3 separate regions of the Homo sapiens genome follow, and regions 2 and 3 are each linked to region 1. The links are chromatin loops, found by intact Hi-C in ENCODE. Cell type or tissue: IMR-90. All regions are shown on one strand.

Region 1 (2,500 bases):
AGGGACTTCCTGTCTGCATCCTCCAGAAATTCCTGACTCTTCATGAGATGATCTCCTTTCAGTAAGTCTATCTCCAGCCTGTCAAATGGGTATACATCAGCAACTGAACACTTGACTGTGATCGGCTTCCCAGCCTCCAGAGGGCCACTCAAATGAATCTCTGGATCCTTAGGAAAAGCTGAAAAGGCCAAACAAATACATGGATGGGCTTTTTGCTAATGTGATATAAGGTCTCTTACCACTTTAACACAATACAAATCAAGTCTAGCGTTTTTGTTAATACAGTCTTAATACGACAGAACTGTTTGAATAGCCTTTCATGATTTGGGGTGAGTTCAAGGCACAAGAATTGGAAGCAAACATTTTTTACAACATTATTCAATTCTGATCCTGTATATATTAAGAGTTGCATGTTATTACAGTAAAAGAAAGAAGAAAAAATAATGTTTATATTGAACCTTACATGTGGCTGTCACTGTGCTATAGATTTAACATGAATGATTTCATTTTATCCTCACAATAACTCTAGGAGATAGAGATCACATTTCACAGAAAAGAAGACCTGGACTTAGTACATTTACATAACTTGTCTAAGGTCACACACCTAGTAAATGGTAAAGCTGGGATTTAAACTCAGGATTTCCATTATTGTGTTTTGCTACTACAGATTTACATTATGTTACATCACATTTTCTTATTATAGTCAGGGCAGATATATTTCCATTTTACAGATAATGACTGTAAGCCTTGGAATGTCATTGCAAAGAATAGTTATTGTCAAGATATTCTAAGAAATGAGAAGACCAACTTTAAGTAATTAGCTTCTGAAAATGGTGCCTCTGACAGGAATTCATCCACCAGAAAGATACATTTGTGCAATCTTTATGTTCTGGAACACATATTTGCCTCCTGAAATGCCTAACTCACTATCCCAACAAGTGTTCCATTGAAGCTTCTAGTACAAGGAAATACACTACTTCACGTGGCCATTGCCTCCTTTGCAAGAGTTACCTTTTTCATTATGCATTATGATGAAGTAACATATTGGTGGATTCAAAACTGTGTAGCAAAAAGAATACAAAGGTCTCAACTCTAACCACTATTACAATCAAATGCGGAAAGGAGACAGAACTGTTATACATAATGAGAAACAGACACTCTTGGAGAAAAACCTCAGGCAAGATAATTAAAACCAGAAGCGTCTTCATTTCTCTTTCTTAAATCTTCAACTATTTGGTACTAGTGGGCAAAAGACAAAGGAGCTGGAAATTCTTTCCTATGTGAAGAAACATGGTATTTTTCATTTTTCCAGCAATAATTTCTGTCCCTCATATTCTGTAAGAAATGTTCCTCTAATCCACACAGTTCGATGTCAGGTAACATAAGAACTTGCTACTTTTCCCTGTATTTACATAAGGGAAGCTTTCAAGGAGCTCGGGAGGCTGCACAGACATAAACTATGCACATACAACCAGCATAATTGAAAGCAGCCGGCCAAGCACAGTTTCTTGGGAAGCTTGAGCAACACATGCGGTTTGTTGCAGAATCAATTAAGGTTACTGGGAAAAGTTGAGCTCCGGTACAATAAAACGAAACCAAAGTAATTATAATCAAATGAGGTCTTCATGAAGACATGACCGTAAATGGGTTCAGTTTTTTAGAAAGAGAGGCCATCAGTAACAAAAGGCAAATGATTTATGTCTGGTTAGTTTTTTACTCCTCTTGCTAACTTTGTTTGCTGAATGGAGAATGGAGTGGGATGCATTTTGTCAGGCTGGTAAACTAGGGACATCCACTCACTTTCATGAGGCAAATCTAGTTCATTATATAAATATCTTTGAAGTTGAGCGGTTGAGCACCAAGGCTTCATGGCACCAAAAAAACCAAAAAAAAATCCTAAATGTGTCAACACCAAAGTCAAATGATTGAAATGTTTCCAGATATTAACAATTATGTCTAAGAAGAACACTTTTATACTAATACATATTACTAATTATAGATCTACTTAATGTTTAAACTAATTTTAAGCATCAAATTGCATAAGAATAAATGAATAGAAAATCCCTGAAGGATGGAATTCATAAATCAATCAGACACATAAGCAAGTAAACATGTAAGGATGTAATCAAATGGAAATATTTTTTAATAAAACAAAAAGAAACTTAGAAATGATCATTTTACAGCTAAGGAAACCAGAGCCCAGAGAGGTTGAGTCTTATACATGGTCACTGTGTTTGTGGCAGAGGTAGAAATAGAAGCCAAGATTTGGATTCCTGCTCTCTCTCATGTTGGCCTTAGCTGTCCCTAGCTTTCCTGATGTTGTATGTTCTTTAGCCAAGAATCTGTACATGAATATCCATTTTAAAACTTTTTTTAAAATATCATTTTTAAAAAGTGATTTTAAAGTAAAATTGAGAGAAAAACAAAGATTTTCTAAAGCACTCACAGTAGATCTCCACCTGGATTCCTTTTTCCAATTTCCTAGATTCACAAGTTGCTG
Region 2 (2,500 bases), 50 kb after region 1:
TTTATGAAACTCTCCCCAAAGTCCTGACAAACACAATATTTGTATTCTTCAACATTTTCGCCCTTCATTCCTCTGACTCTTTTGTTTTGATTTCCTTATTTGTCTGTTCTTCTTTAGCCATCTCTGCAGCATCTTTTCAGAGAGTCATTGGGCAAAAGGGAACATGAACTCAATGCTCCTCTCCTAAAAACAAAAGTGCCTGGTATTAAGTAAGCACTTAATAACTCAAAAAAACACAAAAAACAAAAACAAAAACAGAGCCAAGACTGAAGACTACAAAGGCAGCCATTACAGTAGCAATGTAGAGATTAGCTGTTCAGTAGACTCCTCTTTCAGAGAGACTTCAATGGGACCAAATTTGTAGAACCTTAAGGAGGAGCTGAAACAGAGTAATTCATTTTTATTACCATCCTTTGAGTAAGGGAAAAAAATTATAAATTTAATAAGACTTTTTGTTTTATACATTTTTTAAACACTAAAGTTCATATAATTGGAATACAAAACTTCTTTGGGTTCTTGTCGGATTTGATCACAACTTTTTCTTTAATTGTTTCTTACATAAGCATTGTAGCTTATATAATCCAAAGTGACTTATAGTCCTGGAGTAGCAGAATCATGTTTTGTCACTTTTCTTATATCATGGTCAGAGTTAAGCACTTTTCCAGGTACTGGTAGTTGCTTTATACATACATATCAATTCATTTTTAATCAAAGAAATAAATGTGCTTGTAAAAGAAAAACAAAAATATTTTTAAAGCCTAAAAGACTTTTGTAGAAAAATAACACAGTTCTGTTTGAACATCCCCTATTCCCTACCCACCCTTGACTGAGGCAACTACTTTGAGTTCTTACAGCCATTTCTTCTAGTATTTCTTTCTATATTACTTTCCAATATGTGTGTTATTTCTTGATTTATTAAATATACATCTTCTCTATTGATTTTTTTTGCATTTAATGCCCTTACACCATCATTGCTCACACACTCAGTTCCCCTGTCCCCTTATCCCAATAAAGCCATATCATGATTTATGGTAAAGTAAATAATCAATAGTTGTACTACAATAATGATGTAAGTGTTATTCACTGCTGAGCCAAACAGTATGTAAGAATTATACTTTCCTTTATCAACAGCCTGTTTTGTTTTTTTTTATTTTCAAAGTTTTCTCCATGACTAATTATTCCATCACATCTGGGATGTGTTTGTCCATATTATTTTTCAAGAGCCTTTTTCTTTCTTTCCCCTAGAGCTCTCCCTTCTGGGCTTTTGCATGCTGTAGCAGTTTTCATTCTGATACTTCCTTCCCTTGGCTACTGTTCCTTAGCTAGCCATTTCCCAAGCCTTGTCTTTCTCTTCCTTGTTTTACATATTCCCCAAAAGCTTTCTGTGACAGGATGCATGGGAGTTACATTTTTTTTAGCTCTTGTATGTGCAAAAATGGATTGTTTTCCACACTTGATACCTGAGTATGAATGAACCAATGAATGGATATGGACATAGCATGTGTAAAGGCCCAGAGGAAAGAAAGCATTGGACATTTGTGGAATGGCGAAAGAGAAGAATAACAGGCTTGTATCAACTGAACAAACAATAAGAAAGTGGACTGCACCATTATTTTCATAAGAAGGCTATTTAAAAATGAGAGCAAAAGAAATAACTTTGCTTGAATATTATTTCAATAAATTACAAAAGCTAAGGATCCTCTAGAAGAGCACAGGGTTGTCTTATCTACATAGCTGCACTGAGTTACAGACAATATCATCAATGATTTTATAATCTATATTTTAAAATTCTAACAGCAGCAAGATGTTGCGAGGAAAAATTATTCACAGATACCTTTTCCTTCTGGCTTCTAGCAATTTCTCCTATAATATCTATGTGAGGTCATTGAGGCTATTAGGTCATATGGTAGTTTCCAAACTTGACTGGGCATCAGAATTACCAGGGGGAGCTTTAAAAAAAAAAAAAGAAAAGAAAAAAAAATCAAGTTCCAGTTCTTACTCCAGATCTACAGACTGAGAAGCTCATTTGGCTAGAGTTTGGGAGTAGGAATAGGGGATAAGTGGGAAAGGATCTGAGATGTTTGTGGGATTGCCAGTGAATGGAAGCTCACCTCTCTTGCACAGTCTCAGAGTCCAGCAACCCTGAATACGTTATTCAGGGGCAGAGGCTATGCCTTGTACAGCACTGTATCCAATGCCCAGAACTCTCTCTGGCCAAAGGCACACACTCAATAAACTTATGCTAAATTAAAAAAGGGTTGACACTCTTCACCTTAAACTGTAAATGCTGATTATATACCTGCTCCCACATCCTGCCATCCCTAACGAGCCTGCAAGATGCTTAAGTTCCTGAACAATATCCTTTATATTAGCACACCAAAGTAAAATACAAAAAGTGTAAATACATGCAAGCAATAAATATAATAAGGAAGTTATTGAAATATATAAGAAATATAGTACATAAACTATCAATTTTAACTAGATTTATTTCTGATATCAA
Region 3 (2,500 bases), 120 kb after region 1:
TCCTGCAGAGTTTACATCTCTCCTCAGCTGACTCTTACTGACCCCAAATAAGCTCTCATCCATGGTCAGTGGCCCATCTAGCCCCTTATTATTATTATTATTATTATTTGAAATTGATGTTTTAAGTAAAATTGTGGTTAGATGCTTTGTACAACTTTATTAATTTAGGTAATATAATTTCACACCATAATAACTAGAAGTCAGGAGAAAAATGAGGAGGGGAAGATTTTAGTCTACCAAATGCCTCTCTAAAATAGGTTTACTGTTAGATAAGTCTGCTTTATCTTCTCCATTGTATTTGACTTCTTAAGAGGCAAATTTATGTCTAGACCAACATGTTCTATCAGTACAGAGTGTCTAGACACTTTCCCCCGGGCTCACTCTCCTCTGGAGGCAAGCACCTTATTTTTACAACAGGTATAGGGTACTATTAAATTACCTGAGTTCCTCATGCTACTTTCCTCAGGAAAAAAAAAAAAAACTTCAAGAAAATCAAAACAGCAGCAGCTTATCCAGGCAAACGCCTATTTAGCTATCATTAGCCCTCGGTGGGATTACTAATTCTATCACTAAGTGGCCTGGGGGAAAAGGCAGCTTTATTTCTGTCTTTTGAATTCTAGCTGAAAAACAAAAAGGACAGTTTTCCCTTTATGGAAGGTTAGAAAGAGATAGTGACATATCTTTAATAACTTCAACACTTTCCTTACAGAATATAATAAAGAATTTCCCAAATAGCAAAATACAATGTGATCTTCATCTGCTGATAGAGTTATGCCCTTGATAGCAGAATTCAGGCAGATCAGCTAGCTAATTTTGGGCCAAATAACAATAGTTCATTACATTAAAATTTACAAAAGAAACAAAATTCCTTTCTCTAGACGGTTTCCAGGCCATTTTTCTCACTGCATGGTTTTATATTCATCAACACTGATTTAAAACCAAAGGTTCCTGAAGGAGCAGTTGCTGGGCAGTAATGCAGTGCCACCTAGCTTCCCTCCTGCGGGATGGTAGTGCATCACCAGATGTTCTCCATAATTGAAGGAACCAGAGTAGAGACAATAATGTGCTAGGGCTATCTGAGGCAGAAATAGACAAAGGGGAAAATATCTTCTTTCATATTCATCCGAAGACAATTAAACATCAGATATATACCCTGGAGTGAGGCACAATCCTCTACAATCTAGTCTGATCACTCCATCTAGCCTCTCTCTACCCCATCACACCTACAACGCCGCAGAAGAAGGCAACTTGTACATGTACAGTGCTTAAGATTAAGACTGCTCATATCACGTATTTCCCCTAATCATCCCCAGCATATGCCATGAATATTCCTGCCTCTGTTATATACACTTTTCCCAGCCTAAAATCTACACCATTTGTTCTCTTTCAAGTCTTTTCAAGTCCCAATTCCTTTATGCAGCCTTCCCTGACTACATCAAACCCCAGTGATAATCTCATCTTTGAATTACATTGTATTTTCAATTCTCTAACTGAGTCTTTTACTACTCTGCCTATTCCACCCATGTATCTAGACTTTCCTATTTATCCTTCAAGACTCAGCTCACCTATCTACAGCTGTTCTTGATCACCCATATTCCCTCCATCAAACAAACTGGATAGTTGCCTGTTTGGTGCTCTCATAGTGTTGTGTACACACCTCTCTTAGAGAACTCATTTTTATCTTTAATTTTTAAATAAAATTTTATTTTAACTTTTGTAGGTACATAGTAGGTACACATTAATATATTAATGGGGTATATTAGATGTTTTGATGCAGGCATGCAATGTCTAATAATCACATCATGTAAAATGGGCCATCTATCCCCTCAAGCATTTATCCTTTGTGTTGCAATCCAGTTATATATTATTTTAGTTATTTTAAAATGTAGAATTAAATTATTATTGACTATTCTCACCCTGTTGTGCTATCAAATACTAGGTCTTATTCATTCATCCAATTTTTTGCACCCATTAACCATCTCCACCTCCCCAGCCCCTCCCTCACTACCCTTCCCAGACTCTGATACCGATTCCTCTATTCTCTATGTTCATAGGTTAAATTGTTTTAATTTTTAGATCTCATAAATAAGTAAGAATATGCAAACTTTGTCTTTCTGTTCCTGGCTTATATCACTCAACATAATGACCTCCAGTTCCATCCATGTTGTTGCAAATGACTGGGTCTCATCCTTTTTTATGGCTGAATAGTACTCCATTGTGCATATGTACCACATTTTCTTTATCAATTCATTTGTTGATGGACGCTTAGGTTGCTTCCAAATCTTTGCTGTTGTGAACAGAACTGAACAAACATGGGAATGCAGATATCTCTTCAATACACTGATTTCCTTTCTTTTAGGTATATACATAGCCATGGACTTGCTAGATCATATGGTAGCTCTATTTTTCATGTTTTGAGGAACGTCCAAACCGTTCTCCATAGTGGTTGCATAAATTTACATTCCCACCAACAGTGTATGAGGGTTTCCTTTTCACCATA

The links. Peaks named below come from ENCODE experiments on the same cell type or tissue, not always from the same donor. Only the 100,000 strongest peaks of a DNase experiment are listed, where the experiment ranks them.
Region 2: a loop joins it to region 1, with 2.7 times the contacts of the local background. A loop is called at or near these places in 3 of 110 quality-filtered maps.
Region 3: a loop joins it to region 1, with 4 times the contacts of the local background. A loop is called at or near these places in 3 of 110 quality-filtered maps.

The regions. Positions count from the first base shown.
Region 1 is chr1:100,720,698-100,723,197 of GRCh38, reverse strand. VCAM1 (vascular cell adhesion molecule 1) reads right to left here. Exons shown (of 9, transcript NM_001078.4): 2 at 2,447-2,500; 3 at 1-178. Among named protein-coding and RNA genes, the nearest start is that of VCAM1, 2.2 kb to the right of the region's middle. In IMR-90, no CTCF peak of the experiment used is centred here; a DNase peak (open chromatin) is centred at 1,487; H3K4me3 peaks cover 1,262 bases; H3K27ac peaks cover 2,033 bases.
Region 2 is chr1:100,670,522-100,673,021 of GRCh38, reverse strand. The region is part of intron 1 of LOC124904231 (a long non-coding RNA gene); the gene reads right to left. Among named protein-coding and RNA genes, the nearest start is that of LINC01349, 25 kb to the right of the region's middle. In IMR-90, no CTCF peak of the experiment used is centred here; a DNase peak (open chromatin) is centred at 1,191; H3K27ac peaks cover 234 bases.
Region 3 is chr1:100,605,126-100,607,625 of GRCh38, reverse strand. No RefSeq gene overlaps it. Among named protein-coding and RNA genes, the nearest start is that of LINC01349, 41 kb to the left of the region's middle. In IMR-90, a CTCF peak has its summit at 985; a DNase peak (open chromatin) is centred at 965.